Linked DNA regions of Homo sapiens: region 2 is linked to region 1. Evidence: read pairs that join two places in POLR2A ChIA-PET (ENCODE). Cell type or tissue: Panc1. All regions are shown on one strand. Links, peaks and the distances in the headings refer to the core of each region. The heading gives the core; the rest is flanking DNA.

Region 1 (8,340 bases), core at 141-8,140:
CTGGGGTCAACCCTGACTCTGGCTCTCTCACTGTCTGTGTGCAAGTCCTTGAACCACTCTGAGTCTCAGTTTCCCCTTCCTGCCTCCTAGGGCTGTTGTCTTGAGAATTTGAGATCATGTGTATGAAATGACAACAGACAGCACCAGCACATGATGGCCAGGCAGTGGACAGCAGTGCCTTCGCATCGACTGGAGTAAGCCAGGCCAGTGCAGGCAAGACGGGCCAAGCACCAGTCCTCAGCAAGTAAGTCCAGCCATGCCAGAGACCTCCATGCTGGGAGCTCTGATGTTGACGTCGCCACAGGGACAGACACTGATCCCATTTTAATTATTCTTACCAGGCCCGAGGTTCTGGCCACTTGGTTCTCAGTCTCAGTCATGCTGGAAGACTGGAAGGTGTGACTCCCTGGCAGAGAAAGGCCAGCTGTAGCAGGTGTGTGTGATCACACCTGACAGCCACCCAATCTGCAGGGCTCAGCTGAAACCTGACTTGTCGCAAGGAACTCGCTGTTCACAGGAGAGAGCTGATTGGAGGGAAATTTCTAGTGCACTGAACTCCTGTGCCTTCTGGGGCTGATTTATGGGTTGCTTTTGGCAGGGGAATGGGCTCTGTGTTCACTAACATTTTGTAATATATGATGCGGTCACTGTTCTCCTTCTTTCTCCTTCTTCCCCCTTCTTTCTTCAGCTGAAAAACTCTGTTCTCTTCCTCAGTTTTGGCCGGGGTGCTCTGGGGACCTTTCCACATCAGGATACAGACACATCCTTTTTCTGTTACATCTGCAGAGCGTGCCATTGTGAGGAGGTAATATGGTTTATTTAATCCACTCCGTGTTGATGGAACCGCCTCCACTTCTGGCCTCAAGTGGCCTTCCAGAAATGGAATTCTGACTGTGTTATTCTCTGGCTCAAATTCCTTCCATGGATCTCCATTGCCGTCAAGAAAAACACCAGACTCTTCCTCGTGGCATCTGAGACCTTGTGTGATGTTTATGTTCACCTCTCCATGTTCCACTCCGCTACCTCTGCTCCCACCATTCTGGCCTCCTGTCCATCCCTCCAAAGCCCTAGGCCACTCCCCACTCAAGGTTGTCCCTGCACCATGCAGTTCCCTCTGCCTGGGTTGCTATTCCACTGTCTCCCTTCCTTCAGCTGGTCATTCCCACTCATCCTCCGGGTCTCAGCTAAAGCCTGGATTCCCCAGGAAAACGTCCCCTGACCCCTGACCCCTGACCAAATTCCCTCATTCCACACTCTCCTTTCATCATCCCCCCCACATGTTACAGATATAATTACACAAATGATTGCACTGCTAGCTGTTTAGTGTCTGCCCCCCACCACTCCCAAAATAGACTCAAAGCCTTGTGAGAGCAGGAAACGTGTTCACTTTAATTCATCACTGAGTCCCCAAAGCCTATAAAGCGCTTGGCACATTACCAAAATGTTCCTGGAAGGAAAGGAAAACAGGGCTGAGATAGGGAAGAAGGATGAGAGGGAGAGAGAGGGTTGGAGAGGAGGGAAGAGGACGGAACTGGAAGAAAAGGGAGGACAGGTGAGGGGAGGAGATGAAAAGGAAATTAGAATGGATATTAGCTCCCACTTAAAAGTGAGAACACATGATGTGCGGTTTTCTGTTCCTGAGTTAGTTTGCTGAGGATAATGACTTCCAGCTCCGTCCATGTCCCTGCAAAGGACATGATCTCATTCCCTTTTATGGCTGCATAGTATTCCATGGTGTATATGTACCACATTTTCTTTATCTAGTCTATCATTGATGGGCATTTGGGTTGATTCCATGTCTTTGCTATTGTGAATATTGCTGCAATGAACATATGTGTGCACGTATCTTTAGAATAGGGTGATTTCTATTCCTTTGAGTAAATATCCACTAACGGGATTGCTGGGTCAAATGGTATTTCCAGTTCTAAATCTTTGACAATGGCACACATTTACCCACATAACAAACCTGCACATCCTGCACATGTACCCTGGAACTTAAAAAAAATAATAAAATAATTTTTTAAATGGATATTTGCAAATTGCCTGTACCTGGCACTACGCTAGACATTGTGACGGAGGGAAAAAGAATGACAAGTAGGAAAATCTTGTTTGCAGTCTAAGTGGAGATAATTCCTTTACACAAGAAAATGTAACCAGGGTTCAAGGCTGCATGATATCAGGGCCAAACGCCAAATGAGCACACCACGCAAGTAAACACATAAGAAACGTGAAGGCTGTTTTGACCTATTTATAAGGCATTTCTTCAAAGGAAATGCGTAGTTCCAAATACTATATAATTAGAAGACATAATTCCTATTCCTGAAGGAAACCTTTGCACTTTAACATCTAATTTTAAATGTAAACTATCTTTGTGTGGCTGGTTATTAATTTTTTAAAAAGCATTTCAATTCAAAATAAACAGTATTATGTTCCTCCCCCAAACTCATATGTAGAGTGCGGAAACTGTTGGCTGAAAGGCGAGGGCAGCAGGGCAGAGCTGTGCAAAGAGCCCCAGGAATAGAAGGTTGAAGGTCTGGGCTCTACTTGGCTCTGCCACTCATTTGCTGGGTCATCTCGAGCATGGCAGTTCAACCCCCACCCTAGGGGCCTCAGTTTCCCCTTCTACACAATGGAGCTGAATGAAATGATGAGTTAAGGAGGTTCAAGTTCTAACAATGGTTATCTCTCTCCGCCCTGGTTTTTGACCCCTATAGAGGGAAGCCCGTGTCTCAAGTCTGAGCTCTGTTTTTTCTCGAGTCTGAGCTCTGTTTTTTCTCCAGCTGCCCTGAGTTTTTTCTTTTCCTCGAAAGAGGACTACAGTGGACAGTAGAGGGGTGATTCCATCAGAGGTTTCTACAGAGTTTGCAAAGTCATAGCCTTCCCTAGCTTTTCCTCTGCTGATGTGGATACCCCAGAGGAAGCACCTAGCAAATGTTTTCTCAGTGAGTGAAATGAATAAATAAATTAGCTAATGGATCTTTCCTACTGAAGCTAACCAGCTTAACCAGCACCCTGCAGAGGCTGGACATATATCCAATGCCTCTAGTCTTGCATTCCATTCCTTTTTTTGGAATCAGGTTCATTATTAATCCAGTAAAATATTTATGGAGCATCTATGATTAACCAGGCACAGAAAATACAGCATTGAACAAACAAATCCAAACAGGCTCTTAAAACACAAATCAGGTCATGTCACTCCTCTATGGAAAATCCTCCAATGGTTTCCCATTGCAATATAAGATTCCAGCTCTGTACCATGGCCTTTAAGGTTTTGCCCAAGGCTTCCTTTCTGACATTGTCTTGTGTCATCATACCCATTGCCCCCTATACCAGCCACACTGGCCCAGCTGGGATCAGCTAAATCATGGCCAACCCTCAGACCCAACTCTCATGGGAGAAAGAAAAATACTGTTTGTTGATGTAACGTGCTGAGACCTGGGGGTGGGGGGAGTATTTGTTATGCAGCATTATTGCCATAATAGCTGACTAGTACAGAGTACTGCCATTTACTAGATACATAATTTCAGGAAAGTCTTCTAACCTCTTTGAACTTCAGTATGCTTTTAAAGATACATTCATATCTTCCCAGCTGACCTCATGTAGTGACTGTGGAACAACAGATGAAAAGGGCTTTGAAAACTGTAAAAGCCTATTGCAAATATAAGACAGCATCATAAGCACCAGTCTTGCCAGCCCAGACCCAGGGGAAAGTCTGTTGCTGTCCTGACAACAGAGCATGACTCAGCAGTCCAACACCAGGCCATCTATTATGAAGACATATTGTGTCCAGCACATACCCACTCTGAACTGAGGCCCACACTCTGGGCAAATTTCCTCCTGGCATGCCAAAGCAGAGATTTGGGCTTCAGGGGGAAATTTCCACAAGCCAGGAATCAAAAGAGATTTTTACTTCTAAGACTTTATCTGAGAGAAACAATCACAGGTGCACACAAGGTTGGAAGTACAAGGATGTCCATTAGAATTTTGTTTATAATGATGAAAAATGGAAAGCAACCTAGATGTCCAACAATAGAAACTAGATAAATCCATGGTGTACATCCATGCAATGGAATACCGCACTACCTTTAAGATATTGTCAGATGATAACGGTTTTGCAAACAATGCTCCTTGGAAGCCTACAGGAGATTCACAGAAGTGATGTCGGGGCCCATTTGGGCAAAAGAGTGTAGCAACTAGACAGCATTTTGTTTCCTCTACCTCTGCTTCAACCAATTAAACTGCTTTTATCTGTGTTATGAACTGAATGTGCACCACCAAATTCATATATTGAAGCCCTCATCCCCATTGCGATGGTATTTGGAGGTGGAATCTTGGGGAGGTCATTAGGCTTAAATAAGGTCTTGAAAGTCGAGCCCCCTTGCTGGTATCAGTGTCTTTACAAGAATAGAAAAAGACCAGAGCTCTCTCTGTCTCTGGATCATGTAAGGACACAGCGAGAAGGTGGCCATCTGCAAGCCAGGAAGAGAGCCCTCACTAGGAAATTCAAACCCAGCACCTTGATCTTGGACTTCCAGCCTCAAGAACTGTGAGAAGAAAACAAAAAAATACGCTTGTTGTTTAACCCTCTTAGTTTATAGTATTTTGTTATAGAAGCCTGTCATAGACTGAATGTTTATGTACCTCCCCCCAAATTCATATGTTGAAATCCTACCCCTCAATGTGATCCTATTAGAACATGGTGCCTTTGGGAGGTAATTAGGATTAGATGATGTCATAAAGGTGTGAAGCATTTGTGAATGGGATTAGTGTCCTTATAAGAGTTCTGGTAAAGGTTACTTCCCTCTCTGCTCCCTGCCATGTGAGGACACAGAGAAGTTAGCAGTCTGCAGCCCAGAAGAGGACACTCACCAGAACCCAACCACGCTGGCACCCTGATCTCAGACTTCCAGCCTCCGGAATCGTGAGAAACAAATGTCTGTTGTTTATAAGCCACCCACTCTATGGTATTTTATTATGGCAGCCTGAACTGATGAAGACACAGCCCAAGCAGACTAAGAAAATCAGTTATAAATTATGTTTCCAAGCCCTATGCTTGTAGAAAGGGTTCAAAAGAGGCTAAAAGAAGTTTGAAAGACATTGCTAGAGAAGAATGTCAAGGTGCCTCTGCTGAGCTGTGAAAGGGAGTCACCAATGACAAAGCAGCATTTATTAATACAATATGATTTCATTTTGTAAGGGAGAGGGAAGGAGGGAAGGAGGGAGAAGAGAGTAGATGAATACTCTCCAAAATGATACCTGTGTTTATCTGTAGGTGATAAGAGTAAAGGTTATTTTTCATTTATTCTTTCAGTTTATCTAAACATTAAATATTTGGTGATGAATATATATACATTATTGTTAATAAACATATATCTATAACTTTATCTAGGTTTCATATATATCTAAAACTGAAAAATAATGCACAAATACACATTTTTTTAACTTTAGATTTGGGGGGTATATAGGTATTTTGTGTAATGGTGGAGATTGGGCTTCTAGTGTACCCATCACCCAAATACTGCACACTTTACCCAATAGGTAATTTTTCAAAGCTCAGCTCCCTCCCATTCTCCCCTCTTTTGGAGTCCCCAGTGTCTATTATTGCCATCTTTATGACCATGTCTACCCATTGTTTACCTCCCACTTACAAGTGAGAACATGATATTTGATTTTCCGTTTCTGAGTTAATTCACTTGGGACAAATGGCCTCCAGCTGCATACATGTTGCTGCAAAGGACATGATTTCATTCTTTTTATGGCTGCATAGCAGTCCACAGTGTATACATACCACATTTTCTTTATCCAATCAACCATTAAGGGACACTTAGGTTGGTTCCATGATTGCTATTATGAGTAGTGCTGAAATAAACATGAATGCAGATGTATTTTTTATATAATTATTTCTTTCCTTTCAGGCAAATAAAAATGGTGTTATTGCTGGGTCAAATGGTAGTTCTATTTTTAATTCTTTGAGATATCTCTATACTGTTTCTCATAAGGGTTAAACTAATTTACATTCTCACCAACAGTGTATAAACATTCCCTTTTCTCCACATCCATGCCAACATCTGTTGTTTTCTGATTTTTAGTAATAGCCATTCTGACAGGTGTAAGGCGTAGCTCAGTGTGGCTTTAATTCACATTTCTCTAATGATTAGTGCTTATTGGCTACTTGTATTTCTTCTTTTGAGAAATGTCTGTCACGCCCTTTGCCCAGTTTTTAACGGGGTTGTTTGTTTCTTGTTGAGTTGTTTTAGTTACTTCTAGATTCTTGATATTACTCTTTTGTCGGAGGCACAATTTACAAATATTTTCTCCCATTCTGTAGGTTGTCTGTGTACTCTGTTGATTATTTATTTTGCTCTGCAAAAACTTTTTAATTAAAGTAAGTCTCATTTCTCTATTTTTTGTTTTGTTGCATTGGCTTTTTGGGTCTTCATCATAAATTATTCACTTAGGCTAATGTCCAGAAGAGTTTTCCCTAGGTTTTCTTCTAGGATTTTTATAGGTCCAGGTCTTAGATTTAAGCCCTTAATTCATCTTGAGTTAATTTTTGCATATGGTGAGAGTTTAGATGTCAGTTTTATTTTTCTGCATATGGCTAGCCAATTCTCCCAGTACCATTTATTTAAAAGGCTGTCCTTTCCCCATTGTTTTTTTTTTTTTTACTTTGTTGAAGATAAGTTGACTGTAGGTATGTGGCTTTATTTCTGGGTTCTCTATTTGTTCTATTGATCTGTGTATCTATTTTTGTACCAGTACCATGCTCACATTTTTTTTTTTGGCCTATAATAAATAAATAACTCATGGCACCTTGAGAAAAAGCAAACTCAAGGTCTTTGGGACATGAGTTTGTCTCTAGGAATACAACCTTCCACTCTACCCCAGTGGGAAACACACTCAGAGGCACATCTGCCCAGAGACTGAATGTGCTGGTTATTCTCTAGGGTGTGTTGATCACCAACCAGCCTAGAGAGGAGGCCATTGGTTGGAGGGGTCACTTGGCAAGAAAATGAGGAAGCAATGGCCATTAAGTGAACCAAACTATGGAGGAGAAAAAATACTTGTGTCTGGGAATTGGTGGAATCCAGCCAGTCCTGACATGCCCATTGTCTAGAGCCTTTGTCAGGGACAGCAGAGACAATCCCACAGGAAATAAAAGTAGTTAAAGATGTAGAAGGAGGCTTACAAAACTCTCAGGGAGAAATCAATGGAAACACTAGGCAAGAATAAAAAAAAAACAGCAATGCACACCTCCTGGCTTCAGTTTTGTCATCTATTAAAAGGAGATAACCCTGTACCAGGCTATTGTGAGGGAATAACACAAATAATATTGTGTGGAACTGTCCATCACATACCGAGTGCATAGTAGATGCCCAATAAATGCATTTATGCATGCTGTGCCCTCTGGATATGGAAATAACACATGTGCACATAGAAAGATGAGTGATAATAGCATACTGCTTAATACTCTGGCCTTTGGAATTCAGATCCCCAGGCTGTAATCCCCGTTTCACTGGTTAATGGCTGTGTAACTCAAGATGTGCCATGTACCCTCTACAACTGTTTCCTAATCTGTAAAATAAAAATGATAGTAGTATTTATTCCACAGAATATATTTTAGGATTAAATAAGGTAAAAATATAAAATAGCATAAAATCTATTTAGCCCTTAATATGTTCCTAAGAATTAGCTGCCATTATTATTCATTAAAATGTCTAAGAACCAAGGAAAAAGTTCTATTTCTACTAGGCCACATGGAAGGTGTCAAGAGGCACTGAGGGAATAACCTGTCCTCCATCAAACCCTCCACACACACACTGTTCCCCATGTAATCTTCCAACCACATGCACATGATTCCCCATGTAATCCTCCAACCACACAAATCCAAACATATCACCCTTTATTTAAAGTCATTCAGTGGTTCCCCATGGCCCTCAAGATAAAATCTGAGTTCTGTATGCCCATGTTTCTGTCTAAATTCTGCCCACATTTGCTGTTTCATAAGTTGTTATTTGCCCACATGCTCCCTATGCCATGTTTAGACACTTCTACTTCCCTGGGCACACCACATCTCTACGCCTTTGCACAGGCTATTCCTGCTGCTCAGCCATGCCCTTCCTGAGGCCTATTTCCTCATTTTCCACATCTTCAGTCCAACATTGTCTTCCTGCAAACTCGTCCTTCAAGTCTTAAATCATCTCGCCACTTCTGCTGAGTGGACTTGGCTGTTAATTCCTTGTTATGGTTTGACTCTGTGTCTCCACCCAAATCTCATCTCAAATTGTAATCCCCACAGGTTGAGGCAGGGACCTGGTTGGAGGTGACTGGATCTTAGGG
Region 2 (8,340 bases), core at 52-8,051, 140 kb before region 1:
AATGCAGTCAGCTGAAAGCAAGGGTGAAATAACCCCACCACAAGAATTATCAGACAGAAGAGAGGAAAGCTTTGCATGGGCAGAAGTCCTGTATATGTGAATGAAGATAAGAGCCAGAAAATGTGCACAATTCCTGTTACTGTGACTTCATCTTACTCACAGACTGAGAGGCCTAGGCAGGTTGGGTTACTGTGTTCAAGAGCTGAGCTGAGTCTCACCTGAGATTCTTGTGGCTCTGCAAACACCTGTGTCCCTGGCTTTCTTCCCATTCATTAGCCCCTGGTCTTTCCACTCACCTGCTCATGGGACATTAAGGACACTCTGTGACCTCAAATGTGCAATAATTCATCTCAGAAACATAATCATTTCCCTCTATGTATAACTAAAACTCTATAAATCAGGCTTGCTGGAGAAAGATAAATCATGAAACTCATGCCAGGAGAAGATCTTTGAGAAGGGGGCTTTCAGCTCGCCCCAGGAGATAGACAAGAATGAAACTCTGGGGTGTGAAGTTCCGGAAGAGTGTTTTCTTCAATATACAGCATGAGCTTTGGAGTCTGACACACTAAATTCAATCCCAGCTCTGCTACTGACAAGTTAAATGACTTTGGATAAGTCTTGTTATCTCTTTGCCTCAGTTTCCTCAAGTTATAAATGAATCAACTACTCTCAGGCTGTTGAGAGGACTAGAGAAAATGTGTTCAAAGAGATTGGCACAACCTTCAGTAAAAAATATAAACAAAAGTTTTTGAAAGGATAAGAAGAGTATTTCTATATGCATAGCCTATGAGGAAGTGCCGCCTCCCTCTGCCAACCCATGAACTTGTCTCCCTTCTGAATGAAAAGTCTGGAAGTTGAGTGAGCAATTTATCCTTTTAAATTAAGATGACTCTTGGCCTAGGCAGAATAATAGTTATTTTTCCCGGAACAGCGACTACATTGGGTGCCACATATTGATTGGGGATTAACAGGGACAAAACAAGTCATGGAGAGTGAATTCTCCCCAACCGTCTAGGGGAAGCAGTGAAGCATTATAGCGGCAGAGAAACAGGGATGGTGTGGGGAAGGAGAGGGGAGTCTAGAGGGAGGACAAAAGGAGGAAAATCAATTATGACATCATGGATGAAATGTTCCCAGAGTCCCAGCTGCAACCCTGACTTTGCTGTGTGATAAAGTTGCCCAAGAAGGCTACATTAGGACATCAGATGGGACAAAGGGAAAGTCTGTTCTCTCCCTTGCCTCTCAGTGTTCCAGAATAGCATCAGTGGCCACGGAGTTCACCCTTAGAGAAAGAGACCTCCTGGGCCACGCGGTGAGGACAGAAGGACCTGGAAGAGAAGAAAGTCAACCTCTGGAACCCATGGGACAGTTCAGAATTCTACCAGAATAGCAGCCCTATATCTGTTTGTAATTTCATCTGAAGGCTGCTCTATCCTGTGACCTGGATGTTGAGCTGGTGCACAGTGCTAGGTGTTTAGAAATGCAACAGGTAGCACAATCATAACTGATCATTGATCAGAGAGAACACATGGCATTCTAGTCCTAGGGTTGAGCATGTCGGTTCTCGTAGACAGGACACAACCCCAGGTGAGCCTTCCTCAGATTAGTAGCCCCAACTTCAAGGGATGCAAACTCAAAAGCCTCAGGGAGGGAGGGGACAGTCGGGGAATGTAAATAAGTAAAGTAAACTGCTGGGTGAGTAGGGAGCACACACCTGCACCTGCAAGAGGCAGCCATTCTCAGCATTACCCAATCATCCATGCAGGAATTCAGGCCTGGCATGGCCAGAGTCTCCTGATGCTTTGCATCAAGAGAAGCTCACATCTGGAATTTAGTGTGAAGTCCTTTTTCCTCCATTTTATTTATTTATTTAGTTTTAATTGATGAATAATAATTGTGCCTATCCCTTCACACCTGTTGGAATGGGTATTATCAAAAAGACAAACGATAGCAAGTATTGGCGAGGATGTGGAGAAAAGGGAACCCTTATCCACTGTTGGTAGGAATAGAAATTAGTACAGCTACTATGGAAAACAGTATGGAGGTCCCTCAAAAAATTAGAAATAAAACTACTATATGATACAGCAATCCCACTTCTGGGTATATATGCAAAGGAACAGTGTGAAATATTTTGATTTTCAAAAGCCAGCAACTAGCTTAAAACATTTTTTTAAATAAGACCATCAACCCAAACACAACATGATTGTTGGCCAGATTGGCCTGACGCCTTCAGTTTGGTTACCTGGCACTAACCAGTATTTCTCTGTTGGGTTTTCATATGTATGTTTGTTTCCAGTATATATTTCTGTATTCCAGACTTAATGAGTTATGATTGAAAAATTAAAATTGTATATATTTAGGGTATACCACTTGATGTTTTGATATATATATTCATTGTGACATAATCGATACAATAAAGCTAATTAACACATCTGTCATCTTACATAGTTACCATTTCCTTTTGTTTCTTCGTGTGAGAACACTTAACACCTACCATCTTGACAAATCTCAAGTATACAGTACAGTATTGTTAGCAATGGTCACATGGCTGTACATTAGATCTCCAGAGCTCATTCATCTTGCACAAGTGAAACCTGGTCAATATCTCCCCACTTCCCTCTCCCCACAGCCCCGGAAACATAGACACACCTGAAAGGCGTGATACTAAGAGAAATAAGCCAGGCATGGAAAGACAAACGTTGCATGAATTCCACCTAGATATGGAATCTAAAATAGCCAAACTCGGGGTGAGCACAGTGGCTCAAGCCTGTAATCCCAGCACTTCGGGAGACCGAGGTGGGCAGATCACCTGAGGTCAGGAGTTTGACCAACATGGCAAAACCCCGTCTCTACTAAAAATACAAAATTAGCCAGGCGTGGTGGCTCATGCCTGTAATCCCAGCTACTTGGGAGGCTGAGGCAGGAGAATCCCTTGAACCGGAGAGGCAGAGGTTGCAGTGAACCAAGATCACATCACTGCACTCCAGCCTGGGCAACAAGAGCGAAACCTCATCTCAATAAATAAATAAATAGCCAAACTCGTAGAAGCAGAGAGTAGTATTTCTCTGTTTTTAAGGACAGCTTATGCTATCCTTTCTCCTGGAGTGCACACTTCTGGAGGCCCCGAACAAGGAGTCAACTTCTCAATCTCTTGGACAGTCCTGAGCACATTGCCAGCCCCAGAATATGAATGAGCTGTCATTCCTGTACAAGCTATACCCACAAGGTAATAGGAGCAAAAAGGGACATTCAGACCCAAGTCCTGTGCAACCTGCTACACCAGCCCGAGGGCTATGCAGGGCACCACAGAGTCCTCCTGTGTGTGTTCTGGTGCATATCTGGGATTCACTCATTCACCTGGGCACATGATTACAAACAACAATTTTCTAATGCCAGGTCCCAATTGACCTACTCAAAAAAATAAATAAAATAAAATAAAACAAAGCCCAAATCCTTGTATTCAGTAAACTGGGTGTATGCTTGCCAAAAAGGTACTGCAAATATGTTTTGTTCTGAGTGGTGTTTAAAAAGACAAGTTGAATTACTAATCCATAGATCAATGCAGCACAATTATATGTTAAAATCTGCATCTCTGAGTTCTCTTGAGGAATCAGCTATGGTGACACTGAGCTGACATTCCTACATAACAGCCACTGGCTGGAGGTAAAGAGTGGTCTCCTGAAAGGGCCGTGTGTCCCTCACTTTGCTACAGTCCCCAGACCTCCTGCTGAGTCCCATCCAGCCTGGCTCCTGTCGGTGTCTGGATTCTTGATGCCTGCCTAAGGTGTAAAAGGAAATATTCAGGGACAAAAGGCTCAGAGGTCAACAGGGAGCCTCCTAGGCTCTCTAATCTCCTGGATTTTTCTCCAGCTCCCCTGGAGGCCCCTGGGATTTGTAAAGTATAACTCTGATCACATTACTTCTTGGGTCAACACTGGAAGTGGTTTCTAACCCACTCAGAGAAAAAGGCAGTGTACAGAATTGCCATGAGGTCTGAGACAACTGGCTGAGCCTAAAAGGAAGATTCTTATCTCCTGCTTCTGCCCCCACCAACCCCGTCCCCGCTGCCCATCGGGGTCCAGCCATGCTACACTCTTCACTGATTTTAGGAGGCACAGAGCACACTCCTGCCTCAGGGCCTTTGCAGTTGCTGGTCCCTCTGCTTGGAACACTTCCCGATATCCTCACTGCCCACTCCCTCCACCCCATCAAGTCAAGGCTGAAATGGCATCTTCTTAGTGATGTTGGCCCAGAACCACAATTCTACTCTCAGCCTGCTCAGAACTACAATTCTACCCTCTCCCCAGCATTCTTTGTCCCCCACCCTTGTTTTATTATTCTCCCTTGTGCTTGCTACCTTCTTATATATTATCTAGTTTAGTTATATTTTACTTTGCTTATTATCTGTCTTCCTGCTCCAGGAAAGTCCCATCAGAGATGTGTGTGTGTGTTGTTCATTTTTTCCCATCACTTCAATTAGGGATCAGCAACTTTTTCTGTAAAGTGCCAGAGACTACATATTGTAAGCTTGTGAGCCTGTCATTGTCACAACTACTCACTTCTGTTGTAGCAGCATCAGCCATAGATGATCGGTCAGTGAATTGACATGGATGTGTTGCAGCAAAACGTTATTTGCAAAAACAGGCAGCAGCTGGATTTGGCCTGAAGGCCATAGCTTGCCAATGCCAGATCTAGAACAGTGCCCCACAGGCATTTAGTATTCAATAAATATTTGTTGAATAAATTCAGCAGCTTTTAATGTCAGCCCCACCTGTATACAATCCTTTTCTTTTAACTAATGACTCATCCCTTTATTTACTCTTCACAACCAGCCCATTTTGCAGATGAAGAAACCAAATCTCAGAGAGACAAAGGGGGTTGCCCAAGACCGCAGATCTAGGAAGAGATTGAGCCAGATTCAACAGAGCTGGGAGCCTCTCTGAGTCCAGAACCACCCAGCCTTTTTGCAATTTCATCTGACTCAACTCTGAGTTCCGTTCCTGGAGGCAGCAACAGCCACATGCACAGAGTGGATGGGAGCCTGCAGTTGCTCCTTAAGGAGGAATCTTTGGACATCCTGCCTCCTGCAGCCTCCAGAAACCACTCAAGTCCTTTGGGTTGATTCCAGAAGTCACTTTCTCCAGGCCTCCTTCCTGTCTTATTGTAGCCTGAAAGTGGCTCATGGGTTTTACAAAGAGAACCTCCCCCCTTTCTCACTTGCAGAGAACAAGATTCAGAAATTCCAAAGGCAAGAGGGAAAACACAGGGCCAGCAAGACTGAGAAAAGTGGTGACTCCCTGGGTTGCTGGGATCTTAATGGGTATATGGTAACACAGAACACCTAATACTGAAATAGAATTAAAGAAAAGAAGAGGAGCCATTAACTGTAAGAGCTGGCATTTATGGATGCAATAAAGGCCACAGTGAATCCCTGAATGGGATTCGTGGCAATCCAGCAGGGAGTGTATTTTTGCTCCATTTCTATGGATGAGGAAACCAAAGTTCAAAGAAGTTGTTGCTTGCCTGAGGCCCTAAGTGTCATAGCCAGGATCTGATCCCAGGATTTACATGCCTTATCAACATTAAGAGCAGGTACTCTGGAGTCAACTAACCCTGGTCCAAAACCTGGGACAGGTGACTTCATCTCTCTGACCCTCCGTTTCTTCTGCGAAATGGGGTGGTAACAGTGGTGCCAAATTAACAGGCTGTTGAAAGATTGTGCATACATAAAGCACCCGACACAGTGGTTCACACATAGTAAGTGCTCAGTTAATGTTGACTGTATTCTCATTAGTACTAGGGCTAGAATTAGTACTACTATGACTACTAGCTTGTTTGCTCTAACTCAGAATCACAGGATTTTCACCATTGGCCAGGACAACCTGGTGAAGTAGGATGCTGTCTATCATGACATTTTACTGTACTTACTTCTAAAACTCATTCCTGTCCACTCCCCATCACCCAGTGCTATTAAGCTGCACTCTATATAGGAATGACACTTCCGCCAAAGTCAAAGCTACTAAAGACTGCATGATCAGGCCAGGCATGGTGACTCCCACCTGTCATTCCAGCACTTTGGGAGGCCAAGGCAGGAGAATCACTTGAAGCCAGGAGTTCAAGCCCAGCCTGGATAACATAGTAAGACCCCATCTCTAAAAATAATTTATTTTGAAATAGCTGGGCATGATGGCACAAACCTGTAGTCCTAGCTACTTGGGAGACTGAGGCAGGGGGATCACTTGAGCTATCACTTGAGTGATAGCATCATTGTACTCCAGCCTGAGGGGCAAAGCAAAACCCCACTCAAAAAAAAAAAAATACTGATCAGACAATGCCACTATGATGTCGGGCATTCCACCGCGTGATGGCTCATCCCATAAAGTGCCTGCTGTCCACTTGGGTAGATGACCTGAGAGCACTATTCCAAGGGTCAAGGGTCCTGGGTTTAAGGCCAGATCTAACATCAACTCCCTGTGTGGCTTTGGGAAATTCCCTTCCCTTCCCTGGGCCTCAATTCCTCCCAATGTAACATGAAGGAGAGAAACTAGGTAGTCTCCAAGGACCATTGTGGGGTTCTGTATAGGGATTCACTCATTCACCCATTTAGTATTACTCAACAGTCATTCAACAAACACTTATCAAGTGTTGATTATATACCTAAGCCCTTAAGCCAGACACAGTCCCTGTCTTCATGGAGCTGCACTTCTAGTTGGGGAGAGAGAAAATAAATGAGTAAATAAATATGTGACTTGAGAGAGTGAGATGTGCCCTGAAGAGAAATGGAGCCCAGTAGGAATATAGTGTAGGGAACAGAGGGGTCACTCTAAAATAGGCGTCAGAGAATGGCCTGTCTGAGCAGGTGACAAGAAGAGGAGCCATCCATGAGTAAGTCTCAGGGAAGAGAGAGCTCCCAGTTGAAAAAATAGCACATCCAAAAGGCTGGGGTGAGAACAAGCTTTAGATGTTCACGAAACATCAAAAGTCCAAGAAGGTGGAACTGAGCGAGTAAGAAAGTCTACATCTAATAAAGGTTCAATGAATTAAACTTCCAAGATAGACTCTGCCTTGACTCCAAGAAGTTACTCATAGTAAGATTTGGGCACCGTGAAAGGCTTTTGGATAACTACAAGGCCACCAAATGGGCCCTTCCAATTCTACTCAAACATTTTCTCTGCCTATATCAACCTTCCCCATCTTCTCTACACTTAAGATTCAGCTTCAGCATGAGTCTTGCATCAGGATCCTTCCCTGAGCCCCCAGCCCCAGCTAGGTTGAATGCCTCCCTCTGTGCCCCACAAGAGCCTACATTTAACACATGGTAAATGATTATTGCTTTAACCACTTGGCTTCCCCACTAATCTATAAGCTTCTTGAGGGCAGAGATGATATGGCGTTTGTCTCTGCATTCTGTGTCGCAAGGCTTGGGTAAATGAGCTACCTAAGGGTAGATGAGGGCCTTGCCAAAGTACATGCTCAGTACATAATCCAGCTACCTTCTGTGTATTGAGTGTCTACTATAAACAAGGCCTACACTGAAAATTTTAAGTCAATCTCATTTAATCCTCTTAATCATCCTATGACATACATATGATTATCTGCGCTTCATAGACATAGAAATAGAGGCTTAAAGGAGTTAAGTGACTTGTTCATCGTTAACCAGCTAATACCCAGTGAAGCAGGGATTCAAACTCAAGTATTCTTGACTCCAGGGCTTTCACTCTTGACCACCAAAGTAGTGGTTCTCAAAATATGGCCCTTGGACCAGCAGCAACAGCATCACCTGGGAACTTACTACAACTGGAAATTCTCGGGCCCTGCCCCAGACATAAGGACTTGGAAATTCTAGGCAAACTGGCCAACAATCTGTGCTTTAAAAAGCTCTCCAAGTGATCCTGATGCATGCTCGCTCAAGTTTGAGAGCCATTGCGCTAGAGTTGATTGCCTTGCTGTATAAACCCATTCACTATTTATCGAGTATTCACAAGGTGCCTGATAGTATGTGAAATGCTGAGAGTACACTGGTGAGAAAAGATTGTCAACAGCCCCTGCCTTTATGGAACTCGTTGTGCAGTGTTTGTTGAATGAATGTGCTATCCTCCCATACTTGGAAACCCACAGCTAGAATTCAGTTAAATGAAGATGGTCTGGACTGTAGTCCTTTTCCTTCATATGTGGCAAATATTATTCTAAGAGTCATGGGAGCTAGAACAGTTCTGAGGAGGATACTGGAAGCCACCCCTAACCACCACCATTTCCCTTTTCGTTTTCCCTTCCCTAGCCCAGTGAGGTGGCCACACATGGGTATGGCCCCTCTAATCTGCCTTTTTTCACTCATTGCTT

What was found. Peaks named below come from ENCODE experiments on the same cell type or tissue, not always from the same donor. Only the 100,000 strongest peaks of a DNase experiment are listed, where the experiment ranks them.
Region 2: POLR2A ChIA-PET joins it to region 1 with 19 read pairs; 2 of 35 experiments call an interaction of 5 or more read pairs at or near these places.

What each region holds. Positions count from the first base shown.
Region 1 is chr16:12,953,961-12,962,300 of GRCh38, reverse strand. The region is part of intron 2 of SHISA9 (shisa family member 9); the gene reads right to left. LOC105371092 (a long non-coding RNA gene) reads left to right here and starts at 4,793. Exons shown (of 3, transcript XR_001752088.3): 1 at 4,793-4,921. In Panc1, for the core only: no CTCF peak of the experiment used is centred there; no DNase peak of the experiment used is centred there.
Region 2 is chr16:13,095,401-13,103,740 of GRCh38, reverse strand. All of the region lies in intron 2 of SHISA9 (shisa family member 9), which reads right to left. Among named protein-coding and RNA genes, the nearest start is that of SHISA9, 200 kb to the right of the region's middle. RefSeq lists an enhancer at 1,476-2,006. In Panc1, for the core only: no CTCF peak of the experiment used is centred there; no DNase peak of the experiment used is centred there.